Regions from separate parts of the Mus musculus genome. Here regions 1, 2, 4, 5, 6 and 7 are each linked to region 3. The links are chromatin loops, found by intact Hi-C in ENCODE. Cell type or tissue: left cerebral cortex. All regions are shown on one strand.

What was found. A loop is a pair of places that touch in the nucleus more often than their neighbours do. Peaks named below come from ENCODE experiments on the same cell type or tissue, not always from the same donor. Only the 100,000 strongest peaks of a DNase experiment are listed, where the experiment ranks them.
Region 1: a loop joins it to region 3, with 7 times the contacts of the local background. A loop is called at or near these places in 12 of 42 quality-filtered maps.
Region 2: a loop joins it to region 3, with 7 times the contacts of the local background. A loop is called at or near these places in 21 of 42 quality-filtered maps.
Region 4: a loop joins it to region 3, with 7 times the contacts of the local background. A loop is called at or near these places in 27 of 42 quality-filtered maps.
Region 5: it touches region 3 in a loop (2.3-fold over the local background); 20 of 42 quality-filtered maps call a loop at or near these places.
Region 6: it touches region 3 in a loop (10-fold over the local background); 32 of 42 quality-filtered maps call a loop at or near these places.
Region 7: it touches region 3 in a loop (5-fold over the local background); 18 of 42 quality-filtered maps call a loop at or near these places.

What each region holds. Positions count from the first base shown.
Region 1 is chr17:83,870,684-83,874,683 of GRCm38, reverse strand. Gm35125 (a long non-coding RNA gene) reads left to right here. Exons shown (of 3, transcript XR_877036.3): 1 at 1-71; 2 at 1,317-1,422. Among named protein-coding and RNA genes, the nearest start is that of Gm35125, 2.0 kb to the left of the region's middle. In left cerebral cortex, a CTCF peak has its summit at 1,744 (motif pointing left); DNase peaks (open chromatin) are centred at 777 and 1,734; H3K27ac peaks cover 427 bases.
Region 2 is chr17:84,384,017-84,388,016 of GRCm38, reverse strand. It overlaps Thada (thyroid adenoma associated), which reads left to right. Exons shown (of 38, transcript NM_183021.3): 26 at 1,415-1,506. Among named protein-coding and RNA genes, the nearest start is that of Gm24722, 5.4 kb to the left of the region's middle. In left cerebral cortex, CTCF peaks have their summits at 2,129 (motif pointing right) and 3,151 (motif pointing right); a DNase peak (open chromatin) is centred at 2,134.
Region 3 is chr17:84,189,586-84,193,585 of GRCm38, reverse strand. It overlaps Thada (thyroid adenoma associated), which reads left to right. Exons shown (of 38, transcript NM_183021.3): 37 at 117-286; 38 at 1,255-3,530. The coding sequence ends at 1,635. Gm36279 (a long non-coding RNA gene) reads right to left here and starts at 1,398. Exons shown (of 4, transcript XR_385852.4): 1 at 1,314-1,398. In left cerebral cortex, CTCF peaks have their summits at 2,482 (motif pointing right) and 3,696; a DNase peak (open chromatin) is centred at 2,479.
Region 4 is chr17:84,112,262-84,116,261 of GRCm38, reverse strand. No RefSeq gene overlaps it. Among named protein-coding and RNA genes, the nearest start is that of Gm35551, 31 kb to the right of the region's middle. In left cerebral cortex, a CTCF peak has its summit at 2,166 (motif pointing left); DNase peaks (open chromatin) are centred at 110, 2,137 and 3,685.
Region 5 is chr17:84,393,146-84,397,145 of GRCm38, reverse strand. It overlaps Thada (thyroid adenoma associated), which reads left to right. Exons shown (of 38, transcript NM_183021.3): 24 at 1,970-2,083; 25 at 3,664-3,786. Among named protein-coding and RNA genes, the nearest start is that of Gm24722, 3.7 kb to the right of the region's middle. In left cerebral cortex, no CTCF peak of the experiment used is centred here; no DNase peak of the experiment used is centred here.
Region 6 is chr17:84,026,610-84,030,609 of GRCm38, reverse strand. All of the region lies in intron 4 of Gm35551 (a long non-coding RNA gene), which reads left to right. Among named protein-coding and RNA genes, the nearest start is that of 8430430B14Rik, 30 kb to the right of the region's middle. In left cerebral cortex, a CTCF peak has its summit at 1,868 (motif pointing left); a DNase peak (open chromatin) is centred at 1,855.
Region 7 is chr17:83,971,615-83,975,614 of GRCm38, reverse strand. No RefSeq gene overlaps it. Among named protein-coding and RNA genes, the nearest start is that of Gm35457, 9.6 kb to the right of the region's middle. In left cerebral cortex, CTCF peaks have their summits at 2,021 and 3,373; DNase peaks (open chromatin) are centred at 1,950 and 3,411; H3K27ac peaks cover 893 bases.

The sequences.
Region 1 (4,000 bases), 320 kb after region 3:
TCACAGTGGATGTCTCCACAACTCTCTCCCATCTGAGTGGCCTCTGACTCACACTGACTGTCCCCTCCCAGGTAAGGGCAGATCCTAAATCAGCAAAGGAGTGGGTTCCCCTTGCGGATGAAACCATAAGTGTACCTATTGTTTCTGTGGGTTCTGTTACCCAGAGTGGTAACACCGTGCATAATGAAGCCTGAGAGTTTTATGAGTGTGTTTCTCTCTTTTGTCTTGATGAGGACCCCTTGACCATCACTGTCAATGGCCTGAGACATCCATCCCTGCACAGAAATGGGATTCGTTATACAGGAAAAAAAGAAAAAGAAAAAAGAAAAAAGAAAGAAAGAAGGGAGGGAGGGAGGGAGGGAGGGAGGAAGGAAGGAAGGAAGGGGAGGGAGGAAGGAAGGAAGGAAGGAAGAGAGAGAGAGAGAGAGAGAGAGAGAGAGAGAGAGAGATTGCAATGCTTGGCACTGAGTTTTTTAAAAAGTCTGTTATAATAGTCTGTTCTCTTGAGAGCATATTTTCTAGATTCCTGCATCTGACTCCCTGGGTGTGACTGTGAAGTTTTATGTAATAGATACCCAGGCCAGAAAAGGAAGCACTTGGTTCACTCCTATCCATGGGGATGGCGGTTGGTGGGAAGGGAACTAGGAGGGAGGGGAGCCAGACAAGCACATCTGGCCTGCTGGGCCCTCCCTGGAGAAGGTCCACGTTCCTGACCTCCCTTGGAACTGTGAAAAGAAAGCAGTAGATTCCCAGCTGCTCCAAGCCACCCTGGCCTCTGCCTGTGACCACGGCGCTCCAGAGCAGGGCAGGGGAGCCTCGGAAACGGCTTTCACAAGCGAGCTTCGACTCCCACGAGGCCCGACTGCCGAGCTGTGGACACAGCAGTCCATCAAAGGAACTCCACAGGCAACAAAGGATCTGGGTTCAGTGGGGTTTCAACCATCCCAGGAGGGACTGGACCATGGGTTATGTAAACTCAGCTCCAGTATATCTGTGGTCAGGGGTGAGAACAGTTCTGGAAACCAGCAGTCACCATACCCCGAAGTCCCAGCTCTTTCTTCTCGCCAGCGGTCACTCAGCTGTTCCTGTCTGTCCACACATCCTAACGCCATCTCAGTGAGAAAAGCTGCGGAGTAAGAGAGTTAAGATCGCTTCGTGGGACAGGCTAAGTTGTCAGGTCCCATGACGTCTAAATCACATTGACCACTTAATGGTTTTTCTCACTGATCATTATAGGAGTTGGAAGAAAGGCCAGTTTGGTTACAAACTAATAAATAAGGAAATTTCTTTTCTTTTTTTTTTCTTTCTCTGCATAGATGAAGTGTGAATTAAATTTTCCAGCCCTGTTGCATCCTCCCCACTGAATGAAATGAAGGATCTCCCGCTGGTCTGTCCAAGTGAAAACAATGACCTCAATAGAGGGTAAGTCCTGGCCTTCTGGACGCCAGACTACCTCCTCCCTGAGGGAGGAACGCGGACGGCAGCAGGAAAGGACATGGTCACCCTTCACCCTGAAAACTCACACACCAGAGTCCATCCCCCTAAGGTGATCTGTGCAGATTTCGTTGTTTTGTTTTTGAAACGCGGGACGGGGATTTCATTCTCCTTCCAAGACCCCTTTCTTCCTGGACGCGTAGCATCCCTCCTTCTTCTGGCCCCTTCCTGCCTGAGCAACTGAGCAGAGCTCTCTCTTCTCAAGCCCTAGCCATTGCGTCTTGTGAGGAGGGCAATGCTGCCCCCTGCTGGCTCCAGGATGAGAAACAGCCCTCAGGGGCAACCAGGTTCCGTCTGTTTCCCTGTAGGTAGGATCTGAACGAGCCTTGTTCCCTTTTCCAAAACAGCTTCTGGCCTGTCTGGACTTGGTTATCTGGATAGAAGGCTGGAGAATCGTCATCCCTTTTCCCAACCGTTGGGAACTTTATTTGACCTTCAATGTTGTTTTCATCCGCATGACTACAGAGTCTGTGCAGGTGAGATTGGGGACATTGGCCCCTAAAAGAAGAGTTCACCTGGTGACTTTTAATTTTCTTTTTTTTGTTGTTTTTTGGTTTTTTGTTTTTTGTTTTTTTTGTTTTGTTTTTGTTTTTTTTGGTTTTTTTCAAGACAGGGTTTCTCTGTGTAGCCTTGGCTGTCCTGGCACTCACTTTGTCACTTTGTAGACCAGGCTGGCCTCGAACTCAGAAATCCGCCTGCCTCTGCCTCCCGAGTGCTGGGATCAAAGGCGTGCGCCACCACGCCCGGCTGTGACTTTTAATTTTCATTGCGCGGAATGTTCTTTATTCCTAATGGTCTGGATACTTTTGGTAATTCTGGTTTCTATGATCACACTGGGGTCTCCTTCAGAGGAAATCCCCAAACTCTTTGCAAGCCCACTCACTGTCAGAAGGGAGGAAGGGGGAGAGAGAGAGAAAGAGAAAGGGAAGGAGAGGGGAGGTGTATAATGAGGCAAAAGGGGGTGAGTGTGTAGATGTCTGTTCTAGTGATCAGTAACTGTCAGCACAGACTAGAATCACCTGAAAGTGATTAATTGAGGGATTGTCTTTATCCCGCTGGTCTGTGAACACATCTGGGGGGGATTGTATTGTCTGTCTTCATTGATGTGCTAGGGCCTAACTGCTGTGACTGGCACCATTTCCTGGGCAAGTGGTCCTGGACTGGATAAGAAATGTATTAAGCATGAGCCTATGAGTGAGCCAGCAAAAAACATTCCTCCATCACTGCTACTCCCTTGAGTGTCCCTGACTTCCCTCAGTGACAGATTGTGACCTAGAAGTGGGAGCCAAACAAGCCCTTTCTTCTCCAAGGTGCCTTTGGTCTTGGCATTTTATGCCAGCCGTAGGAAGCCGAGCTAACGACGACAATATCAGATTAGAACCTTCAGGGGAAGTCTCCCCTTCCACTGAGTCTTTCAGGGATCAAACCCGGCTCGTCGAGAGTTGTTAAGTGTGGAGGCTCCCACCGGCCCTGGACATCCTCTTTGTCGCATTTGGCTGCATTATACAGGTGTGATGGTTTGAATAGTCATGGCCCAATAGAGTCATGTGCTTGTATGTTTGGCCCATAGGGACTGGCCCTATGAGAAGGTGTGGCCTTGTTGGAGTAGGTGTGGCCTTGTTGGAGTAGGTGTGTCTTGTTGGAGTAGGTGTGGCCTTGCTGGAGTAGGTGTGGCCTTGTTGGAGGAAGTGGGCTTTGAGGCCATATATGCTCAAATCATGCTCAGTGTGATACAATCTCCTTCTGCTGCCCGTGGATCAAGATGTAGAACTCTCGGCTCCTCCAGCTCCATGTCTGCCTGAACACTGCCATGCATCCCACAGTGATGATACTGAACTGAACCTCTAAAACTGCAAGCCAGCCCCAATTAACTACTTTTATTTTAAGAGTTGCCTTGGGGCTGGTGAGGTGGCTCAGCGGTTAAGAGCATAGGCTGCTCTTCCAGAGGTCCTGAGTTCAATTCCCAGCAACCACATGGTGACTCACAACCATCTGTAATGGGATCTGACGCCCTCTTCATGCAGGGGGATGTATATGCAGCAGAGCACACATACATTAAATAAATAAAGTTTAAAAAAAAAAGAAAAAAGATTCGCCTTGGTCATGGTGTCTCTTTACAGCAATGGAACCCAAACTAAGACAACAGGTGAAAAATTGATACCCAAGAAAGAACAGCACTCAATCTGATGTCCCATGACTCCCATGACTAGTGATGTCTCAAGGGCTAGCCAAGAGCTCCGAGCTCAGAACAGTGGTCTGCTAAGAAAAAGTCATATTTATTGTTATTTGGGTTTTTAAAAATTTTTATCTTTTAAAGACAGATCGCATGGAACTCAGGCTGGCCTTGAATTTGCCAAGAAAGATGTTGAATTTTAATTTAATTTAATTTTTTGGTTAGGGGAGGGGATTTGGTTTGAGGCAGGGTTTCTCTATGTCCCTGGCTGAACCGGGACTAGCTCTCTAAACCAGGCTGGTCTCTAAATGAACTCAGAGATCTGCCTACCAG
Region 2 (4,000 bases), 190 kb before region 3:
ATGATATTACCCAAGACATTATATACCCTCATGATATTACCCAAGACATTATACACCCTCATGATATTACCCAAGACATTATACACCCTCATGATATTACCCAAGACATTATACACCCTCATGATATTACCCAAGACATTATATACCCTCATGATATTACCCAAGACATTATACACCCTCATGATATTACCCAAGACATTATACACCCTCATGATATTACCCAAGACATTATACACCCTCATGATATTACCCAAGACATTATATACCCTCATGATATTACCCAAGACATTATATACCCTCATGATATTACCCAAGACATTATATACCCTCATGATATTACCCAAGACATTATATGCCCTCATGATATTACCCAAGACATTATATACCCTCATGATATTACCCAAGACATTATATACCCTCATGATATTACCCAAGACGTTATATACCCTCATGATATTACCCAAGACATCATATACCCTCATGATATTACCCAAGACATTATATACCCTCATGATATTACCCAAGACATTATATACCCTCATGATATTACCCAAGACATTATACACCCTCATGATATTACCCAAGACATTATATACCCTCATGATATTACCCAAGACATTATATGCCCTCATGATATTACCCAAGCAGGCCTGCCTGTAGCTCACGATTCTCCTGCTCCGACCTCCCAAATCCTGGTCTTACAGCCTTGTGCTACTGTGACTGGTTGTTTTACTTTTTATTAATCAATTATCATAAAATAATTTCAGAGGCTGTGTGGTGTTACTGCACACCCTTAATCCCAGCAGAGGAAGGTGAACTCTTGAACTCTTGTGAGTTCAAGGCCAGCCTGGTCTTCAGAGGGAGTTCCATGACAGACAGGAGGACTATGTATGCAGAGAAACCCTATCTTGGGTGGGAAAAATAATAATAAATTAAAAACAAAGAAAGAAAAGAAATCTTCTGAGTTAAATAACTTGAGGGGGCTATTGGCATTGTAAGATTAATAATACCATCCTGAATACTAACCGCCTTGGCTGCTTTAATTCATGGATTCTATCAAGTTAAACCTCACGAGTGTCCTTCACAGATGAAAGGAGGAGCTCGGGTCTCCCTGGTGTGCTCATTGTCAGGTGACGTGGGAAACTAAAGTCCGCTTTGGTTTTAGAAGTATGGTATTAGAAAGACTCTGCTGTGTGCAGTGGTTGGACTTGCACAGCTGGTACAGCTGAAAAGGAAGCCATTGAATGAATTATCAGAATTTTTTTTCTCAGTTGCCTTTTTTATGAACACAATCCTTATTTTCTTTAGCCCCACCTAATTAGTTAATGATTTTGAATATCTAGTTTAAACATTATAAATGGGTTTCGTGCCGTAACTACTTTCTAACTCTCACTTTCTGTTTATTTTACATTAGGTGAGAAATTCATCCACACTTCTCTTTAGTTCCTTGATCACAAGAGTTTTTGGCGTTAAGAGAGGAAAGGATGAAGTTTCCAAAACAAATAGGTAAGCCCAGTGCAACCTCACCTTCACACAGAAGCTCGGGCTAATGTAGCTGCTGATTCAGAGTCCTCAGTGAGCCAAGACTGTGCAGGTGCTCCAGTGGGCTCAGCCATACCCAAGTCTGCGTCCTTGGGCGGATCAGCTGTGTAATAAGCAGGTCTTGGGAGGCAGCAGGAGCAGGGCTGCAGGGCAGGGCTGCAGGGCAGGAGTGCAGTTTGACTACCTCTGGGTACATAAGCAAGGCTTCTGTCTGTACTTGTTATCTTCTTCAAGTATTGATGAAATGCCCCCAATTACTCTTTCTAGTTGCACTTAAAAAACTCTTCAGCAGGTCATCCTGTCATGTCCAGGTAGAGACGTAGCCATCTCTGTCTGTGTTCAGTGTATGTCCCTGACTCCTTTTTCCTTGTACGTTGTATGTGGACACGTGGAAGAATCACTACGTCTGGCTTTTTGGAGTTTATGCTCTCAGATACTTTTCTCGACGTGATATCTTTAGTGAACCTGTGCACACATTTTGATTATAGACAATTTAAATGCACGGTGAAGTTGTATGCGTTTCTAAAGAAGAGAAGCAATTAACTAGGGAATTGTTTCCACTGCAGAGGAGTTGATGCTTGTCTAACACTAGGTGTCACTGTTGTTTTGTGTTCAGTTGCTCCCTTACCATTACTTAGGATCCAGTTTGGTTGGCTAAGTGGTCTTTAGTTTTCCCTCTCACCTAAAAAGGTTGCCATGCTCCAAATTTAAGTTTTAGGCTGATTACTTAAAGAGTGAATTTTTTTTTCTTTTTGGTTTTTGTTTTCTAGACAGGGTCTCTCTGTGTAGCCTTGCCTGTTCTAGACTTCTCTCTGTAGACCAGGCCCACCTTGAGTTCATAAAGACACACCTGCCTCTGCTTCCTGAGTGCTGGGATTAAAGGCGTGCTCCATTATTGCCCAGCTCTCAGCACACCATTTGGATGCTTTGCACACCACTCCTAAGATGACCTGCGCCTCCAGCACCCACAGTGTTTCTCTGCTGCTGCTGCTTCTTGTTGTTGTTGTTTTTTTTTTTTTTATAGATTTATTTACTTATTTCATGTATGTGAGTACACTGTAGCTGTCTTCAGACACACTAGAAGAGGGCATTGAATGCCCATTACAGATGATTGTGAGCCACCATGTGGTTGCTGGGAATTGACCTCAGGACCTCTGGAAGAGCAGTCAGTGCTCTTAACTGCTGAGCCATCTCTCCAGCCAGAATATATTTTCTTGTGATAGAACTAAGTCTTAGGAATTAAAAAGTATGCTAGACACTGTGACACTGAGGCACACCACTGTAACACCAGTGCTAGAGTGGCTGAGATAGGAGGATTGTGCATCTGAGGCTAGCCTTGACGACAGACTGAAACCATGTCTCCCAGAAAAAAAAAGTTATGAGATATATGCTGTCAGTGAAACTTCGTGTCACTCTGAATTGTAATTTGAAAATCTATTTACCACTCTGTAAAACTCACCATATATATAAAAGGGAGGTAACTAGATATAATTATGAATCACCTAAGAATTTGATGAAAATACTAGACTATTTTTTAATCATTATTATTTTTCTGTGTATCTATGTGAGCATATGTACACATGTATGCAGTACCCACAGAGACCAGAAGAGGGCATCAGGTCTGTGAACCACCTGATGTGAGTGCTGGCATCTGAACCCAGATTCTCACAATTGAGCTGCAACTGTTTTTAATGGCTGAGGCATTTCTCTAGTTCTTAGTCTGTTCTGAAATCCAAATTGTAGTTCAAAAGCAAAACATTGCTTGTTTGGAAGGATGATGATAATTTTTGTTTTTCTTAAAGTAGTTTGTCCATTGAGTAGTTTAAAATGACTAGTGCTGCTTCTCTTTAGGTCTGTGCACCTGGGTCATAATTCTGCAGTGTGCTAAGGTTCAATCTGCTTATAAAACCGTGATTACTGGTGATACAAACCAAGCCTGAGGAGACAACCCTATAGCCTCAGTCCTCAGGATGCAGGTGCAGGAGCATCTGGAGCTGAAAGTCAGCCTGGGCTACATAGCTAGTTTGAGGCCAGCCTGTGCTACTCGGAACTTTGTCTTGGAAAAGCAAATATAATTGGTTTCTTCTTATAGTTGTGAAGTGCATACAGATTTTACTATGAGAAGTACTAGAGAAAATGATGAGATGTTTAATTTAGGTTGAAAGGGGGGAAGAATATGGCAGTCATAAACATGGTTTTACCAACGTTACACTGATGGAGATCCCTTCTGTACATGATTCTCTTTGAGTTGGAAAGGGTAGGAAATGAGAACTTTCCTGGAGAGAAAGAAGCAGCGTAGTTCAGAATGGTTCTAGTGCAGTGGAAGGGAAGTGAGGAAAAGGAGGAAATGGATTCTTTATTCAGTGTGATGGTCGCTTTTGGTCAGAGCCCTTGTGTTTGTCATCTGAAGATTTGTCAGGGCCACCCTTACACAGGCTTCTGCTTTCTCCCAACTGGA
Region 3 (4,000 bases):
CCCTGGGATGGTGACAGGGCTTTTAGCCAAGACCCTTCATGTTCTCAGATTCCTCTACACTTCTTAGGGCTGGCCCTGAGCTACATTCAGTGACTGTCTCCCTCCTGTCTCTACAGAATTTGCCTTCTGCCAGGTGGATGCCTCCATTGCTCTGACCCTGGCCTTAGCTGTTCTGTGTGACTTGCTCCAGCAGTGGGACCAGCTGGAGCCAGGACTGCCTATTCTACTGGGATGGCTACTGGAAGAGGGTGATGACCTCGAGGGCCACGTGCAGAGCCCACATCAGGTAATCCCAGTTACTTAGGGAGCTGGGGGCAGACAGAGTGTCCTAGCCCTGAGGTGGAGCCCTGAGGGCCTAGGAAGTTTCTAGATAGTAAAAAGTGTGTCTCTAGCTGCTCCCATGCAGAGGAGAGACTGACGAGGAGAAACCTCCCAGGTGAGGCTCACAGGACTGTGGAGGTCCAGACCAGTTAGGAAGGTTCAGACAAGTTAGGAAGGGCACTTTGAAAAATGCACCTTGAATATTGAGAATAAAATCATGAAAAAATGCTTATCAGTTGATCTTAGCATTTCCCAAGGATTAGGGTCCTTCTAGAAAATGTGGCAGGGAGTGTGTGTGTGTGCCGGCTTCCTGCCTCTTCCTGAAAACTGAAGACCAGCATAGGCAACCTGTGTTTTCCACTGGGAAACCAGCAGTCTGTCCCCACATATGACCACTAGCTAGCTCCATATCCTGAGCAGACCAAGAGTCAGTGTATACCAACCCTTCAAAACCCAGTCTGTATAAGAAACAGGAAGATGATATAACAAAGTGTTTTAGATGAAATGACCCTAAACCCCCATAGCATTCTAGAAATTTTGTCTCTTTTGTGCTGCTATCACACATGTCCCAGTAACTCTCTGCTCTGCTGTCCAGACTTCCTTTGTGCCTCCTCTGAATTTTCTCGGCACACCTTAAAACCTAAGATTTTTCTCAGTACACCTTAAAACCTAAGACCCACTTCCGCACCACCAGTTCCCCAAGTATCTTGGCTTGGAGCTAATTCACATCTTTATCAAAGGTCGTGGTCCGGCTGGGAGAGAGGTATTGAGTGAAAGTAGAAGGTGACCTTCAGAGCGGCAAGTGCTGTGGCACGGGCGCTGACAGCCCCAGTGGGCCCTGTCAGGAATAGACACAGCTCCCACATCTAGTGCTGTGCCTGGCTCCACAGGACTCCTCGGAGACTTACTCTGGCTGTTTGTCACTTGATGTAGGGGGAAGAAGAGCATATCTTTGAAAAATCAGAAGTCAACTTCTGGGCTGAGACTCTGACCTTCGTGAAATCCCTGTGTAGGCAACTCTTCCATCTCCTCTGTCAATCTGGCTGGCAGTCCCCTCACTCCCAGAAGCTCTGTCACTTGCAAAGGATAGCATCAGAGCAGAGTCACCTCATCTCTCAGCTCTTCAGAGAACTTCCACTCTCAGCTGAGTTTTTGAAGACAGTGGAATACACGAGGCTGCGCATTCAGGAGGAAAGGACTTTGGCTGTCCTGAGGCTGTTGGCCTGCCTGGAAGGAAAGGAGGGTCTCAGAGCCGAAGACTGCCCTAGGGAATGGAGACAAGTAATGGCCCCAAGAACAGAAGCAGCATGCTGAAGAAAGGTGGCTGGGCCTCAGCTCAGGTCTGCAAGACACATACATGGTGGACACCAATTGAAACTCTTTTCCTCAGGTGCCTCCCCACTTCTGGGAGTCTAGGCTTCTGTCCCTTCCTACTGAGGACCTTGTCTGCAGCACACTCATTCAAGGCAACCCAATTAGTTGCAGCTACCTAGGAAGTGAAGCTGCTGTCTGCAGGTTTACTGTCTCCAGGTGCAAGCCACCTGCAGGCCTGAACTAGTCAGTTCTATCCCAAAGCCAGCGCCCATTTCCCCATACACTGACTGCATTGAATTCAGTCTTAGCTTACATGTCTCTCTCTCTCTCCCTCTCTCTCTCTCTCTCTCTCTCTCACACACACACACACACACAGTGCTCTTTCTCTCTCTCTCACACACACACACACACACAGTGCTCTTTTGTTTGGTTTTGTTTAGCAAATACCTATTTGGTCATATTTATAAACTTTTATTCCATTTTAGTAAAGGGTATGTTTGATTCTGGGAATATTAAGAACCTACAACATGCAAATACTTGCATTTTACTATCTACCTGCCCAAGTCCTTCAGTGGTCCATATTAAGAGTCCCCACTGTCTTACCCAGAAATGCCTGCGAAGGCTAGGAACCCTTGTCACCCATCACTGGCCTCAGCTATTGGACAGAGCCTGGGGAAAGGGAAGCCTGAGCAAATGCTTAATTCATTCGGTGCCACCACTGTACACCGTCCTGTGATTGGTGGAGACAGCAGAGTGCCAAGAAACACATTTACCCACTTTAGGTGATTCCATATAGAAACCGGAAGGGTTTGTCACTTCAGGCCCAGCCCAGCTGGCATCCTCGAACACCAGCAGGTGGCGCTCTTGCACACATTATGCTGCTGGTCTAGCGCTTTTAGCCTACTCTTTTAAAACTTTTTAAAACTATTATCAGCACCTGTACATGATAGGAGGGCACCCATGCCCCAGCATGGATGTCTGAGGAAGTTGAGGGACAACTTTATAGAGCCAGCTCTCTCCTCCCGCCTCTGCATGGGCTTCAGAGATCGACTCAGGCTCAGGCTTGCAGAGCACGCACGTTTATCCACTGAGCCGCATCATGTGGCCCAGCTTACCATGCTACGTGTGCTTCCAGAGTACGTGACACCCGCAGACGCTTGCCTTCAATTCACGGCGTGGATGTGTTGCTGTAGTGTGATCCACATTCCCAGTTATCCACAAAGACCATGCCAGCCATAGAAGGAACTTGTAGGGCCTATAGCTATGTTCAGATACTTCTCAGTGAGTAGTCACTTAGAATCATGAGGAAAAGGGAGAGAGGCATTCTATATGCTAGCTCCTCCTGCAGAGACGCTGACATTTCACATGTAATTGGTCTCAGAAGAAAACCATCCTGCACCACAGAAACACGGCTGTGCTGGAGTAGAGACCTGTACGCAGGGAGAGGGAAGTCAGGAGCTGTGTCCTTCCTGGCCATGAAGAGGAACAGAAATCCCCTGGGTGGTCTTAGAAACACTCAGCACCCTGGGGTCTGTGTGGCCCTGTAGTAATTACCTAGTTAGGCAGTGCAACCCACTGCTGATGAAAAATTGAAAACCTAACATTGTTTAGTTTGTTTTGGGCTTTGCTTTTAGTTTTCTGAGTCAGGCTTGCTATTTACACTAGGCTGGCCTCAAACTTGTGTTAATCCTCCTGCCTTTGCCTCCTGAGTGCCAGGATTCCAGGCATACACCACTATACCCAGCATTACACTACTTTAAGATCTAGTTGGTGAGAGGGGCTGGTGGTGACAACCTTGGGAGATTAATTCTGAACAGGACCCAACCTTCCCTCTCCCCTTCCATCTAAAATGAAATAAAAGCAGTTACATGACAATAAAACCATCTCACATTGGCAGGCATGCTGTCCCAAAGCATGTTTCAGAGCAGGCTTATGTTATCTCCAAGTCCATCCTACCAAGTCTGCCATTAGCTGGGACTTACCCCAGACTTGGATCTTGGCTGGCTGTGGCCAATCTGGGAGGACAGGAGGGATGGATGGCTCCACAGGTGGGCTTGTATCTGCAATCCTGCTAGCAGTAGCTAGGGGAACGACTGCTGCATGCTTTCCTGAGAGAAACCAGGAAAACCTTAGTCACAGCCTCATGCTTACATTTGGGGTCCTTTCAGCCACAGAACCCAGCAGTAATAGGGGCAAGAGCAACGTGGGTGGGAAGAGTGAAGCAGCCATCTTCCCTAAGTCACTACACTTGAGGGTCCTAAGATCTGGGTGGCCCCTTGCTCAGACCACAGCCAAAAGCCAGTTTGCTTTAATATATAAGATGGTGAGGGCTTTGTTCCTTTATAGGGGTATGGTCTCACTCTCA
Region 4 (4,000 bases), 77 kb after region 3:
CCCTAAGAGGTCCTCGTGGAGGCTCAGCCCAGCCCTGGTTTTGCTGTGCAGGTCCCTGCCTACCAATAGGGATTAAACATAGAAGGCTCTTTTCTACCATGTGCCATAGTTACCCCCTCTCCTTTCTCAGCCGAATATCTCCTAGGAAGGATGCCAAATTGCATTCTTGGATGGAAGCCCTGAATCCCACACATTGTGGCCTGGGCCTGGGTTCCCCAACTTCTGCCTGTTGTTGGCCTGGTGTCCCTAGAGCTTCTGGGATGGGGTCGTTGGGTCTCTTAGCTCACCTAGGCTCAGACTGTGGCATGGCAGCTTCTTGGGGGCTGAGGGTCAACCCTGTATCTGTTGCCTTCTTGTCCTTGTTCTCAAAGGTAACCTGTGGATGTTGCCATATAAGGACCAGAGGATGAGCAGAGCAGTGACCATGCACACACAGGACTTCATAGCAGAGGCAGGATGGAAGGGTGGTCCCCGGGCGGGTCCCCACCCGTCTTCTCTATCCAGTGGAGCTGGATAGCAAGAGATGGCTGAGAGAGCATCATATGAGGCACACCCCCCCCCCCCCCATCTCCACCTCGTGCCAGGAGGCTACCTGAGCTTGGCAGGTCAAGGAGTCAGGGGGAATGTGAGTGGAGGGGCAGGGAGAAATGTCTGCCCACCGAGGGGACCCCATGAGACAGCACCTCAAGTTTAGACTTTTAAACAGCATCCACTTTCCCTTCAGTTATCCGGAACAAAAGAAATTGTTCCTTAGGTGGAAAAGGAAACCACAAAAGCAAGAGAGCCCACCACTAAGGTCATATCGTCTTCACCATCAGCTGAAGAGCAGAGCCCCAGAGCCGCCGGGTGCACTGGAGCCGGCCCTAGGAGCCAGCAGCTCTGCCCAGCACGCAGTCCGCCTCTGCCTCCTGTCTCTCCTGCAGCATCCCTGACTTCAGTGCTCTGTTGTCACACACAGCCAGTGCTAGGCAAGCATTGTGGTGATAATAGAGAGGTTGAGAAGGCATGGGAAGAGGTCAGTAGGAGAGTTTCAGAGAGGAGACTACTCCTTAGTTGGGTTAGGGCCAGCTGACTAGGCCCCCAAGCTCTTAAGTACCCTTCTGCCCTGAGCTGAATTCTCGTCAACCAAGAGGCACACCTCACCTCTTCAGACTTGGTCACCACTACTAAACTCCCGCCTGTGGTCTGCCTAAGACCTCCAAGTTCTAGAACATAGCCTAGCCAGCTCTCCTGTGCCCCTTCCTTGGCTGCAGACCTGGTTCTAATCCTACTCAACCCTGATTGTCTTTGTTGGTAAGAGCACACCCTGGGGCTGCCTGTCTTTTGAATTCTTTCCCCTCTCTTAAGAAACAAAAAAACCAAACATTAATTTTATTTTACAGGACTATAGGTGTATAATACCATGCCTAGTACCTCTTAAAAATGCATTTTATTCTACTGTTATCTTGGGAAGACTTCTCACTAAATTGCCCAAGCACTCCTGGAGCTCAGAATTTCCCCTGCCTTAGCCTCTTGAATAAAGAAAAACTTATAAAGAAAAACTGGTGCGTGTTTCCAGTTTTTCCTGAGAGCTGCCGGTGGAACCCACAGTTCTGGTGTCCCTTCCTCAGGTGTGTGGTGCCCTGTTTTCCTGGCAGCTCCTGCCTTCCTCTCCAGTCGGACCTGGGTACTGATGGGCACCAGCAAGCCGGGTGCCAGTGGAAATGGCACTTAAGTCTGAACATGTACCTCTTTCCCCTGGCCAGCCCTTCCTCTCATGAACGTGGGGTTGACCACGCTAGCCTCTGCACCATGCAGTGTCAGCCTGGGGACAGGGTAGACTTGCCAACAAGGCCCAAAGGTTGCCCCAACCACATGGGGCTGACACACTGGCATGAAAGTCAACCTGCGTCTGCTGCAGGCTGTTGAGTCCCCGGTAGTTCTTTTGCATTCTCTGACCTTGGTCTCATCGTCTGCCAAGTGGTCAGCATAGTCCCTTCTCCTTCCTCAGAGGAGGGGGAAGGGTGGGTGGGTGAGCCTGGGAAGGTGCACACCCTGCTGAGCGCGGGCAGGCAAGCTCCCTGGGGTGGAACTAGGCTCAGAGTCTGTAGGCCTCACCATGTGGCGGCCTCCTCCCTCCCCAAGCCTGGGCCGTGTGACTGAGTTCACAGCGCCCCCTGCTGGCAGGCTCTCTCAGAAGCTCCCTGTGGGCAGCCCGAACCCCACATTCCTTCACAGATGGGGTCTTGCCCTCTGTACACCCATTTTAAATCAAAAGTGCCCCCCAGAAAGTCTAGGCAGCATGAAGTCCAGGCTGGGGGTGGAGTTGGGGAGCCAGCCGGGATTCCCAGGATAAAGTTTAGTAGGCTCCTGAGTCTTTGAAGTCTGCCAGTCCAAGCCCACATGGACTGGTGGGGGATATCACATAAGGGCAGGTTTGAGGAATGAGGAGCCCTACCTATGTACCCTGAGCCTGACCCTCATCAGATCTGCAGAAGGCAGAAGCAGAAGAAGGTAGGGCGGTCTTCAGCCCTGCCTGCATATCTCTGTCAGACCCTTGCTCCACATTGGTGGCTTTACCCACTGGGAAAGTCAGCAAACTCAGCCTCAGCCCCACCTTGAGCTCTTTTACTGCTGGTGAGACTTCCCTACACTGTGGTCTTCCCAAGCTGCTTGTATCTAGCCAAACACAAAATTCCCCCTCCTCCAGGAAGCCTTCCTAGATGGCCCCAGGCTTCAGGGATTTTCTCTGGCTCCAAGCTTTTTGCAGGACTTCTCACATATATTTCATTGTCTTGTGCAAGTGTTATTTGATCCCATCTTTAGAAGCTCGGACCACTAGGTGGAAGACTTTGTGCTGCCTCTTTTCCTGGAGCTCTGGGAAGGTCTAGGGGGACAGAACATGCCTGTTAACTTTGTTTTAGACAGGGTCTCACATAGCCCAGGCTGGCCTCACATTCACTATGTAGCCCAGGCTAGTCTTGAACTTACTGGTCTCTAGTCTCAGCCTCACAAGTGCTGCAACTAAAGTGATTTTAAGATCAGCTGTAACCATGTGGGTGTGGTCTTGCCCCTGGGGCACATTGGCAATGTCCATTGATAATGTCTGGGTGTGTGGGTGGGGCCTGGATGCTAATGGTATCTTAGAATAAGTGTCAGAGATACAGTCATTGTCCTACAAGGCACAAAGAATAGTGCCCAGGTTATGAACACTGATTGAAATAAATTCAGATCTGGTATTTTTATTATAGTGACCAGGGTCAGTGGGTCCCACCGGAGACATCAGCACTCCCTGGGAGGATTGACAGAGCAAGGTTTGAATCAACTGTAACTGTTCCTTCTCTGTCCTCCATAGTTTTGGGTGCCCTGAAACACTTTTCTGGTCTGAATGTGGCTTGTGCAAGTGGAGGTGGGCCTGAGCCAAGGAGGAGGGTCCAGACCTGAATTAGAGTCCTTAGGGTAGTGTGGCCAGCCCTTGGGAGCAGAGAGTGCCTATAAATGGGGATGGAGTGACCCCTTTCAGTCCCAATGGACTGAGGTCCTCAGCTGTTCCTGTGTGCTCAGCATTTCTGTCTGCTGATGGGTGGGGCACTCTTCCCATAGCCAGATGTGGGAGGTGGTTGTGGCAATAACTGCCCTCCTGGGAAACAGCTGTCAGAACAGGACCGCTTTGACGAGCACATCAAAGCTGCTTGCACATCTCCTAGGAACTGACTGGGTGGGTGGGACAGAGCAGAGCCTTCAGCCAGGAACAGCTGTTGGCCAGGCCCCAGTGCAGCGCTGGAGGCCAAGGAAGGCATCCCCGTTAGCTGGGGGTTAGGAATGTCCCAGAGGCTAGTCATCGTGACACAGCTCTCCTCTGCATAATTCTAGGTGGGCTTGGGCTGTCCGGGGTTCTTGGTGACCCCCTGTCGCCTGTGGAGAACTCTGTAGGGGCCTGGCTCCCTCCTGAGGGCGGTGCTCCTAAGGAGGGGCAGGGAGGGACTCTCTTTCCTTTTCAAGCCATGGAGAGCAGGGGCAC
Region 5 (4,000 bases), 200 kb before region 3:
TTGCTTTTTAAAGTAATTATACCTCACAGGATAGAGAGTTAGAGACTGTTGCTTTCATTATCCTGAAGAATAAACCCCAGTACACTCACAGTACTAAATCAGATGCCATTCTTGTTAATAGTAAGACAAAAATCCACAAAACGAGTCTTTTAGTCCCCCTGTGGTTTTTTCTTTCTCTGTTTTCTTTCTTGTACTCCCAATATCTTCATGACTTTTTGATGCCCAGTTGCAGAAGTGATCGACTGAGATTACTAGATAGACCTGAGAGATGAGCCGAGCTACTTTGGTTGAGTGTGGTTTAGTTTCCTATCTGCAATTCCTGCAGACCTGCTGTGTTCATGTGGCCTTCTTTGTTGAGGACAGATGTCAGGCAACTGAATGTCCTGTCCAGTATTTGTGCTATGTGCTTATTCCTGCTGATAGTAATCTTGTGCTGCCCATAGTTACGGAGTGATGAGCAAGTCCATTTCCCAAGCCCAGCAGGTAGCATTGCCATACCGCTTGCCCAGTTCTTTGGGTAAAGGTGAGTCAAGCCATGTTTCCAGGAACAAAACCTCTCAGCCATTGAGTGTAGCTTTCTGTTTTTATCTTAGTGGAATGAAGTTTTAATTGTTAGAAAAATCTGTTCAAAAGGATCCTACTTTTCTTAACCTGACTTACAAATAAAGTAATAGCTTTTGTTCTGCTGACAACTTCAGTTTAAAGTTAGATATGGCAAAAAACCCTACCATTTCAGTGTATGAGTTTCCCCTTTGTGTAAACAGACAAAAGGATTTTTAACATTCATAGAGCATATTTTCTGAGCATAAGTTTATTGTCATGAATTTAAGTCTTTTACATGGTTGTCTTGTATTTGTCTTATTGCATAGCTTGTCATTGATTTTTGAAGACCCAAAGTAGTTGCAAACTTTGGCTCTAGAAGCCAGAAGCAACATTTTACAAGACATACAGGTGAAGGAAGAAAGTCCAAGAATGTGACTGAAGTGGATTTCCTTTGACAGCTTTATTGAGATATAATTCACCTGTGGACAGTTTATGCATTTAATGCATGCAACACAGTGATTTTCAGTATATCCTCCCAGCTCGAGAACCATTAGCACAATCTAATTTTGGAATATCTCCTGACTCCTACCCATTAGCAGTAACTTCCAATGTCACCGTACTTCCCTCTGCTGTCCCCAGCCCTAGGCAACCAGCTAATCTTTCTGTCTGTAGAGTTGTCTGTTGTGGACATCTCACGTAAATGGAATCTTACAGTACTCAGTCTTTTGTGTCTGGCTTCTTTCACTTAGCAGTGTATTTTCCGAGTTCCTTCATGTTGTCACATATGTCTATACTTCGTTCATTTTTATTACATTGCCTCAAGTGCTGATAGCCCATTATTATGTTATGGGTATGTTATGGGATGCTAGTCACACAGTAAACAATACACTCCTTTGAAATCCAAATGCATGATCCCTTGGAGTTTGTAATGTTTCTTTTTGTCCTGTGTAGTTTCAAATGCTGTGGTGTGATTAGACTTTCAGTAGACTCTTCTGTGAATAATTAAATTGTTAATTAGTCTCGAGAGGGCCTATAAACCTTTAGATGAAATCTAATCCAGTATATTTTTGTCATTGTGTAAATAGAGAAAATTTTCTTATTTGAATGCCTTGCTTATTGTATCTGATGTTTTACCTAATTTTGGTCCTTACAAAGTGGCCAATCAGAACCATTTATTCACCAGCTGCTTATTATTACATAATTGACCAACAGACAGAAGGGGCTGTGGAGTTGACATGTAACCTAATTTTATACATGAACAGGCTAGAAAAGTTAAGCTACCTGGTTAAAGTAGCCTGGCTTAATTAAATTCAATAGTCTTATTTTTAATAGAGGGTATTTTAAATTTGGGGATTGATTCCAAAGCCAGCAAATAGGTGTGTGCAAAATAAAAGCCCCTTGATTTGGGGATTTTTTTCCCCCATAGGCATTGTTGGCATCTGAACCAAAGAAGAGTAGAATGGACTTGCTGAAAATAACAATGAGGGAGCTGATCTCCTTGGCTTTGTCTGCAGATGACTCAAAGGGCAGAGTCCCTCAGGTAAGAATGGAGGACTAAAGTCTCCATTAAGTCTCTCCTCTACCTTTATTTCTTTTAAGTATCTGCTGAAGATACAGAACTCCTGAAGACAGGTTACTGTGACGTGTTTAGAGATTTGGCTTATTTTTGCTTTTTTGTTTTCTCCCTTTTTTAGTCTTTCCTATCTATAAAATAAACTTGCCGTGGTTGATATGTAGTGATCAAAGTGGACAACTTTAAAATTGTTGAAAACATTCATTTGACAAGATATTTCACAGTGTCACTATCATACCTAAAGACCTGAAAGTGAAAATGGAGTCACACTTGAATTGTGTGTGGGCTTTGTTGAGTTAATGTACATTTTGTAGCTGAACAATTGAATCTTTCTTTACAGTGTAATGTAGGAATGTTAGTATTTTATATTTTAATTTTAAGTAATACTTTAATTCCTTTATGCGATTGGGTTCAAACACCCCTCACAACCATCCTCCAGCACTAGATAGAAAATAACCTGTGCCCCTTTCCATCCCTGGTAAGCACCTTTCAGTAGGATGCTCCTGCTGCACTGTGGGAGGCCTGTGCTCGGTGAGGGAAAAGAGAAGGAACTTGATAGGATTTTAAGTCTTAGGTGGTGTCAGGTACCATGGGCCATCATGTGGGCTGACTGTGGCAAAGTCTGGTGCTGATTAAAGTGTGCATAGGGGCCAATTACTGTAACATAATTCTTTGGGAAATAGAACAAAAAGATTTTGTAGTATTCAACTATAAATATTAAAATTTTTGAATATTGCTTAATATTTCTAATAATTATTTATTTTATGTGTATGTATGCTTTGACTTCCTACATGTATATGTACCGTGTATGTGCCTGGTTCTTATGGAAGTCAGAACAGGCTGTCAAATCCCATGGAGCTAGAATTAGACAAGTTGTTACTGGAGTTGTAAGTCCCCTTGTGAGTACTGAACCTGGGTCTTCTGCAAGAACCGCCAGTGCTGTGGGCCATCTCTCTAACACTCTGACTAGCGTTTTAAAATGTATTTATTTCAGCCAGGCAGTGATGATGTACCCTTTCAAGACTCACACTAGGGAGGCAGGCAGATATGTGTGAGTTTTAGGCTAGCCTGGTCTATAGACCAAGTTCTAGAACAGCCAGGGCTATGTAGCAAAACCCTGTCTTGGAGGGAAAAAAAAATAAAAAGCAAAATAAAATGCATTTTTGTTAAAGTATTAAAACAGTATTTCTACCCAATTGCTCTGTTATCAGGGCATAATCTACAAGATAGGAATAGTTGATATTTATTGAGATTCTGTTTGTGAATGGGTTTATGATCATTTTTTAAGATTAAATGTTCCATGTGTCTTTGGAGAGAACCTGCTATTCTTATGTTTTAGGTACAGAATTGTGCATGTGTTCAGTGGATGAAGCCTTTTGGTTGCATTGTTCATTTTGTAAACTGCTTACGTAGATGTTCAGTTCTTAGGTGTATTCTCCTAAATGTACACTTTTATTTGAGAACTCTACATTTCTGGTAATTTGTGTACATATTTAGAATTACCGTAGTTTTAAATCCACCACTAATATTTGAACTTTTCATTCTAGGTTCATGCTTTAAACATTCTCCGAGCCTTGTTCAGAGACACCCGTCTGGGAGAAAACATTATCCCCTATGTTGCTGGTGGAGCTAAGGCTGCAATTCTGGGCTTTACATCCCCTGTCTGGGCAGTGAGTGTTCTTGCCATGTATCCCCACTGAGTTCATTATGCTTTTGAATAGTAGGTTTTTATAAGCTTGTAACTTTCTCAGGGGATGATTTTGGATCAGAATACATTTTATTCCTTTATGGTTCCATTTTCTCTCCTTTGTTGGCTTCTAATTGATAATGACTTTATTTTGTGGCTTCTATGGCATTTGTGTCTTTAACGTACCCCACATAAAA
Region 6 (4,000 bases), 160 kb after region 3:
CAACTTAGTGAGACCATCTTAAAATACAGACTAGGTGTTTGAACCCTTGTCTGGCATGTATCAGGTCTTGGGTTCCATGCCTATTAACTCCAAGAAGGAGAAAGAGGAAGAAGAGGAGGAAGGGGAGGGAGAAGAGGAAGAGGAGGAAGAAAAGGAGAAAGGAGGAAGAGGAGGAGGAGGAGGAAGAAGAAGAGGAGGAGGAGGAGGAAGAAGAAGAGGAGGAGGAGGAGGAAGAAGAAGAGGAAGAGGAGGAGGAGGAGGAGGAGGAGGAGGAAGAAGAAGAAGAAGAAGAAGAAGAAGAAGAAGAAGAAGAAGAAGAAGAAGAAGAAGGTGTCGTTCCCTCTGTCAGCCATTCTCTTTGATACTCAGATACTCAGAATAATATACTCCACCTGAAAGATGTCCCTATCCCAGTCCCCAGAACCTGCGCACACATCACCTCACAGGCAAAATGGGCTTTGCAGGTGTAATTACATTAAGGCTCTGAAGTAGGAATATTGTCAAGATTATGTGTGTGTATGTGTATGTCGTGTGGGGGGGGGGGTCCCCCTGCTGTCACAAAGGTTCTCAGGAGAGGTCAGCAAGCGAAGGCTGCAGGGAGGGCTCTTGGGAGCAGTGGGGAGTGTCTGAAGGTGCTGCTGGTGGCTGACTTGAAGACAGGAGAAAGAAGCACACACACAGCATGGCTGCTGCCCTAGGACCTGGAGAAGCCACGGGAGCTGCTTCAGTATGCCCAGAGCTGCTTCAGTATGCCCAGCCCTGCAGATTCTTCAGTGGTGTCCAAGGATGCTGCTCTTGGGAGCTGGCCTCAGGGCTGTGATGAGACATTTGTCATGTTATAAGCCTCTCTGTGTGGAATTTGTTATAGAAGCCCTGGACACTCACACAGCTTCCTGCTGTGGGGCCCAGAGTCCCCCTCACTCTTTTGGGCCAGGCACGCTTGAGACCCACAGACTGAGAGTCGCCAGTCTGATCTGTCTCAACAGCCCCGGTGAAACCCTGACACAGGCCAGAGATGTGGCTACCCATAGCTTGGGCTTCCAGTAGTGGGTGCAGAGCTGTGTCCTGGCCCTGGATTTGCCTGACAGATGGACCCCTCTGTCCTCTCTGGGCAAGCCATCCACCTGTGGGGTAGCCATCTACCTTCTTGCTTGCCCTTCTCTCCCAGAGAACAAGGCCCACAGATTGCCAATGGGATCAGAATGGGGGTTTTAACAGAAACTCCGGCTGAGTTGAGATGTCAGAATCCTTTGTCCTGTGTCCTGTCACTTTCCATTATCGCCCCCCCCCCTTTTTTTTGGTAAGGGAGTCTCACAATATAACCTTGGCCTCAAACTCAGAGATCTGCCTGTCTCTGCCTCCCAAGTGCTGGGGTTAATAGTATGCACCACCCCACCCCGCCCCACTTCTCTTTCCGATTTCAGGAAGGGTCTAGCCCAGGCAGGCTTGAAACCATGAGTTACTTCCTCTGGAGTACTATGATTACAGGTGTGCACAACACACCTAATCATGTTACTTATCCCCCCCCCTCACCCCCCGCTTACAAGCTCAAGCATGCAGGCCCACGTGCAAGTTACACCGACACTCTGCACGCACATACTTTCCGGGGCTGCAAACAGCGTCCACATGTGCAAAGAGGATGCCTCAACGCAGACCAGCAATCACGGACTTGTTTGTAGCTTCCCGCCCACAAACACAGATACATTCATTTTATACCCACCCACCAGGATACGCACAAGCACAGACACACCTGTGCATGAGTAAAGACCACCCATGCGTGTGGACACCTGTGAACAGGGGCGGAGAGCTACGTGCAGCCTGCCCCGCCCCACCCCCAAGCCCTCTAGCCCTCTGCTCTGGAGACCTCTGCTGGTGGAGTCTGGAACAGCTCCCGGAGTATGTGACACTGAACAGCGCAGAGCTGGATGGTGGAGGGAGGAAGAGAGGGGCCACCGGGGTTAGCTCCCGGGCTCCACGTTGCTGCTTTCACCGGGCCCACGTGATCTTCTGCAGCTTCCACTCCAGTGCAGAAGCAGAGATTCCACACGCAGAAGTCTCCAGGCTTCTTCCAGACTTAGGCTCACCCTGCCCTAGCAGTGGCCTCTCCTAATGTGTAGTCTATTACATAGAGAAGCCCCCCCCACCCCGGCCTGGCTGCATCCACACTTCTCTCAGTCTATGACAAGGCTTCGCTTACGGGGGAACCCACGCCAGTGTCTCCTCTTCCCGTCTTCCCCCTTGCGCCGCTTTCTAGTAAGGAGGAGGGACCCAGCCTCTCTCCTTGCTGCCACTGGGTCTCTGACTTGGTTTGCGACCTCATGTCACACATGCAGGTTCCACTTCCTGCGCTATGGTCTTCCCGTCTCCTCATGGATGTTCAAGGGGAGTGAAACTCGGAGACTTGGAACAAAATGGATGAAATTAAATTCTGATGGTGGCTCAGTGGGGGCAGTTACTGTCCCCAGCCTCCGTTTCTTCAGGGGGATTGGAGATCTTGACTTTTGGGGACAGGGTGATTAAATGAGACAGAATCCTCAGTGGTCAGTGTCAGGCATTGTGGACCACTGGCCATGTAAGATGACGAAGAGAATCTGGCCAGGAACTCCGTGGAGGGCCAGATAAACTCACTTCCAGAAAGGAGCGGTTAGTACTGTAACAGTGATCTCCAAGGGGCTTCAGCGGGGTCTAAGGAGGTTTTGTTTGTGTGGCTGGGGGAGCCGCTGAACTTCACAGAGGAGATGAAGTGGTGTCAGCAGGCGCCCTCCTCTCTGTCTACGCCCTCGTTTCCGCAGGCAGAAATCATTTCCTTACAGTTAGAATTGGAACCGACAGTAAGCAAATATTGGTTTGGTGGGATGCGGTGTTATCGACCACCTGATTCTGTGCCATACGGCAGTGTTTCCATGGGCCCCTGCTCCCAGGTAGCGGGTGGTCATGGCTGTGAGCCGACCTGTCTCGCTAATCCTCTGTTCTTCTCAGTCCCCTCATGTCTCTTCTCCTTGCTCTGTGTACCCAAGGGCATCCATCACCTTGTCATCCCGTGTCATTAGCTTTTCTTTGAACGTTTGTAATCCCGCTGGCCCAAACCACAGGTGGGCTGTGCTTTTGATTCCTTAGCCTTAGGAGCAAGGACTCAGTCGGTAGAGCGCTTGTCCAGTATGCGCATGCGCATGGGTTAGATTATCAGCTCTGCATGAGACTGAATATGGTTAGTGGTGCATACCTGTGACTCTGGCATTCAGGAAGTGAAGGCAGCAGGATCAGAAATTCAAGGTAATACAGTGAGTTCTAGGCCAGTCTGGATGCCCTGTTGAAGAAATTTAAGCATACACACACACACATGAGCACTTGCAAAGAAAAGACTCAGTGTATGATCAGGTTGGCCCTAAATGTCTGTCTGAGCCATCGCCACACTGGACATCTACTTAAGAAAAGAGACCACGAATCCACTGCAGGGGTGGTGTTAGGACTGGAAACATGGTGTGTGGCTAGGAAAGTCTGCTTGTTTTTGAGACTGGTGCGTAGAGGAGAGCCGGCTTCTCCTCAGGAGGGAGTGATGGGAACGGCGTCCAGGAGGAAATGTCCAAATGCTCTTTAAAGACCTGAGATGCTGGAATCGTTCTTTTTTAATCTACTGACTCTTGGCTTGCTCCTTTCTGGAGATGGGGGGCAGCCTTGGCTTCACCTCAGTCAGCCAAGACCGGTCAGGTAGACAGAGCATACCACCAAAGGCCCTCTAAGGCAGCCGTGGCAGACCCAGAACGGAACAGCAAAGAAGAAAGTCCATAGGCCCAAGAAGTTGAACCACACTGATCATGTTAAAATAAAAAGCAACCCCCACCCTCACCCCACCCCACCCCACCCTGCAAGAGAGAAAAGAGATTGTGGTATGTACCCCACCTGTCTGCCAAAGGTGGAGGGGACTCTGGAGGCTTCAAGAGAGCGGGAGCCCAAAGGTCATGGGTTCAGATGTTTCCTTCTGAGTCCACCCCATGGTTAT
Region 7 (4,000 bases), 220 kb after region 3:
TCTGAATGATGCAGGAGAGTGTGATTTTCTTTGCTTGTTTGGTCTTTTTCCCCTACAAGTTAGCATCATCTTGCCAGCATCTCCTTCTTGGGCTTTGGGCATTGGTTCCAGAACCTCTGTGCTGCCCTGGTCTTTTAGACTTTTTTGCCCTGAGCCTTGGAGAAAGAGATTCTTTGGCACCTGCAGGTTGAGTCATAAGCATGACTTTACCTGTAATGTATCTTTGTCTCAGAACCAATCTGCGGGTAAAGGGAACATGTTCTCAGGCTACCTGAACAGGAAAGCTCAAAGCAGGGCTGCAAGGTCAAAGCCAGTGAGGGCTACATAGTGGGCACTTGTCTCAAAAGCCAAGCAAATAGCTTCACAAAAGAGAAGGTCTCTAATAACAAGCGCTCTGGGCAGGGAAAGTGGCTACACACACACACACACACACACTGCTTCCATCCTCACAGTGCTCCATCTGCCAGTGTTTCAATGTTCTCTCCCCGATGTGACATTTACTGAAATGTAGCTACTGCTGGGAAGGGACAGGAAGCAGGACCTTTAAGATGTGAACAGGTCAAGATCCCTATTGTTATGAGTGGATTAATGCCATTGTTGAGAGAGTAGATAGACTAGTTCCCTCTGAAATGGATTTGTTATAAAATAAAAGTTTGTTCTGTCTCTCTCCCTCTGTCTCTGCCATATTCATTCATTCATATATATATATATATATATCCCAACAATGCTATGATGTAGCAAGAAGGTCTCTTGGATACCTCAGTGTCAGTCTCCTGAATTGTGAGAAGTAACTCTCCTTTCATGATAAACCACCCGCCTGCGGCATTCTGTTACAGACTAAGACAGTCACTCATTCTCCTCTAAGGTTATCGTCGGGCACCAGCTACCCTCTGTTTTGGGACTTCCTTGTTTGCTAGAACTCCTGAGATCCATACCTTCTCAAGTTTCATAGATAATGGGCAGGGTGGAGGTGGGGTTGATATACATCCTGAACAATATTTTACTCTCAGGACCTCAATAACTACACACAATAACTAAAGGTTGGTCACAAAACGTGCCTAGAAAGGAAAGCAGGCAGGATTTGAGCCTGTGGATCTGCCGCATTGAGGGGACGTAGTCCCAGGACCGAATGGGACATCAGGACAGGACAGGTGAGACAAAGCGCCCTCCAAATTTCGATTTCTCGTTTTGGACAGTGTCTGTTCCTCTCTGACTGTGAGTCTTCCTCATCCGACACGTGTAATTGTGACGGTTCTTCGACTGTAACTCCTTGGTTTGGGATTCACCAAGGAAAACAAACCTCCGCTTGCCTGTGAGGGTTTATCTAGATTAGGCTGACTAGGTGGGAAGGTCCACCCTAGAGTGGGTGGTACCATGTCATGGACTGAGGTCAAACATTGAACGGAAAGGAGCCTGCAAGGTGAGCTGCAGCAGCATCTGCTGTCTCTTTGCTTCCTGACTGTGGATGCGGTGAGATCAGCCACCTCAGACTCCTGCCGCCAGGCTTCCCTGACACACTCTGACGGTACCCTCAGGCTACGTACGAACCAGAGTAGACCCCTTTTCCTTAAGTTCCTTTTCTGAGGCATTTTATCACAGCAGCAAGACAAGTACAGAATAGAGTAACAAACCCACACTCCAGTAAGCCCCATCCCTGCAGACGACCCGTCCCTTCCTCTCCAGCCTCTGCAGCAGCCCCACCCCTCCTTCAATGCCGCTCGTCTCATCTCTGCCTTCGGATTTAACTCCACACTCTCAGCTTTCTCCCCTAGGCTCTGTTCTCTCTTTCACCACACCACACACCAGATGTGTTTCTCTTTTACTCGCTGTCTTCCTGCTTGAGGAGGAAGCTCCCAGAGGGCAGTTCTTTCCTGCATTGAATATTGTATCCCAAGGATCTAGAAATGTCTCCAGCACATTGTAAACACTCAATAAATACTCGTGGGACGAATGAACGAATGAATGCATTTCAGAACATCTCCTGGCAAGCCATCTTGGATTCAGGACGGAGTAGCACTGCCACCTGTTGCCAGAGTTTTGTATTGTGAATACAAACTCAGGGTGAGCAGGAAGAGGCTCACCCTCAGGGGGTCAGCCCTGTCACTTGAATCCTATTCCATGTTCCAAATGCCACCACCCGACTGTAGCCATCTCAAAGACCTATAGCCTGTGACTTTTGCCTGTTTTATGCCCCTAGTCTGCCAACACCTGGTGACACCTGGCCAACCATTCTAGGAGTTTGCTCTGATGTGTCTAACATCAACCATGCACAGGAAATATTTCCTAACCAGAAAAGGGAATCATAAAAAAGAGCTCAATCCTGAGAAAGGATGAAAGAGAGAACATGAGCTGTAGGACCACATGGGATGTGGGGCCATGTGGGATGGGGGACCATGTGAGATGTAGGACCACATGGGATGTGGGGTCACGTAGGAAAGGAGACCACGTGGGATGGGGGGCCATGTGTGGGATGGGGGACCACGTGGGATGGAAAACCAATGAGAAAGCCTGAGGGACTAGCCTAGTTCCAGCTCGACTTTGAGTCTGCTTTGGTCTCTCCTCTATAAGAAGATGGCCTTGGGCTACATGGGCTTCAGCCCTGACTTCCCTAACAGAAAGGACAGGAAGTCCATGGCATCTTCAGGTTCTGCAGTCAAGTTGCTTGGGTGCCCGTGTCCTAGTTGAGGGTCTCTTCACTGTTGGTTGTGGGGACCTCTTGACAGCTGGTCTTTTAATTGCAGTTTCCTCTCAAAGCCTTACCCCTGCTTGAGCTCAGCCTTCATGGCCTGGCTCAGGGGCCCCAGTACCATGACAACCAGGATCCTCCCCATCCTACACACACATACACGTACACACACTTTGTGTTTGGTCTGCTTCTTTTAACTACCTAAGGGTTGATCTAAGCTGACCTCTGACTTTCTTTGGGTCTCTGTAGTCTGTCTATGCCAGCAAGGAACGACTGTCCCGCCCCTCTGTTCAGGTTGGGTACCCTCTCCTTCTGGCCTCTGCCCAAGCTCTGCTCAGCCCAGATTTGTGTCCATTGATCCTAGACCGCATGTGATTTAGAAGACATGTTAAGGGTAGGCTTCCTGGAGGAATTCCTGGGGCCTCTGAATCCACCTATGCTGGGTGGTCAGAAGATCTGGTATTGGGAACAATTACCTTGTTCCAGCTCAGGAGGAATGCCGTTGAGAAGCAAGCCAGGCCACCTTGTGACACTGGAGAACTGTCTGCTTGAACGCTTTAAGGAGCCCATAGAAACCCACCTGTCTCCCCTTTCTGTGCCCTGCCCACTTCTACTCTACAGAAAGAGGGGGCTCTCCCTGCTCTGCTTCTCAGCCTCCCTCCCTTTGAGCACTGCTGCTCTTCCAGCCCAGCTGCTGTTCCGGGAGCGCGCCTCTAGGGAAACAATGGACTGAGTGTCCTTTGTCAACTCCTCACCAAGGACTCTGTGAGCTCACTGCCATGGGAGCTGCTTAACTCCCAGAATGCCCTGGCTTGTCCGGCTCCATTTAGGAGCCTGTGAAAGGGAAGGTCCCATGGAAGTGACAGAAGTCATTAAGCCTAACACAGATGAGGTTGCTGTGAAATTTTAGCAGTCAAATTTACATTGCTGGTAAGAATTTTTTTTAAAGGATATCAAAAGATTGGCCAAAAAGCAAAATAATTTTTATAATGATTCTATATTAAAGTTACATTTTTATATATTGAGTTCAATAAAAGCATACTGCTAAAATTAAGTTTTCTTGGGTTTATTTGTACTTTTAAAACGTGACTAATGGAAAATTCTACCTTAAATACATGTTTCACTTTAAACTTCCTCTGGGTAGAACTACTTTAAAGAGCTGGGACCAGGTATGGTAGCACGCATGCATCAGAGGCAGGCAGATCTCTGTGAGTTCAAAGCCAGGTTGGTCTATACAGTGAGACCATGTCTCAAAAAAAAAAAAAAAAAAGTGTGTTTGTGAGCTGTGCACAGTGCCTCATTCATACCTGTAAT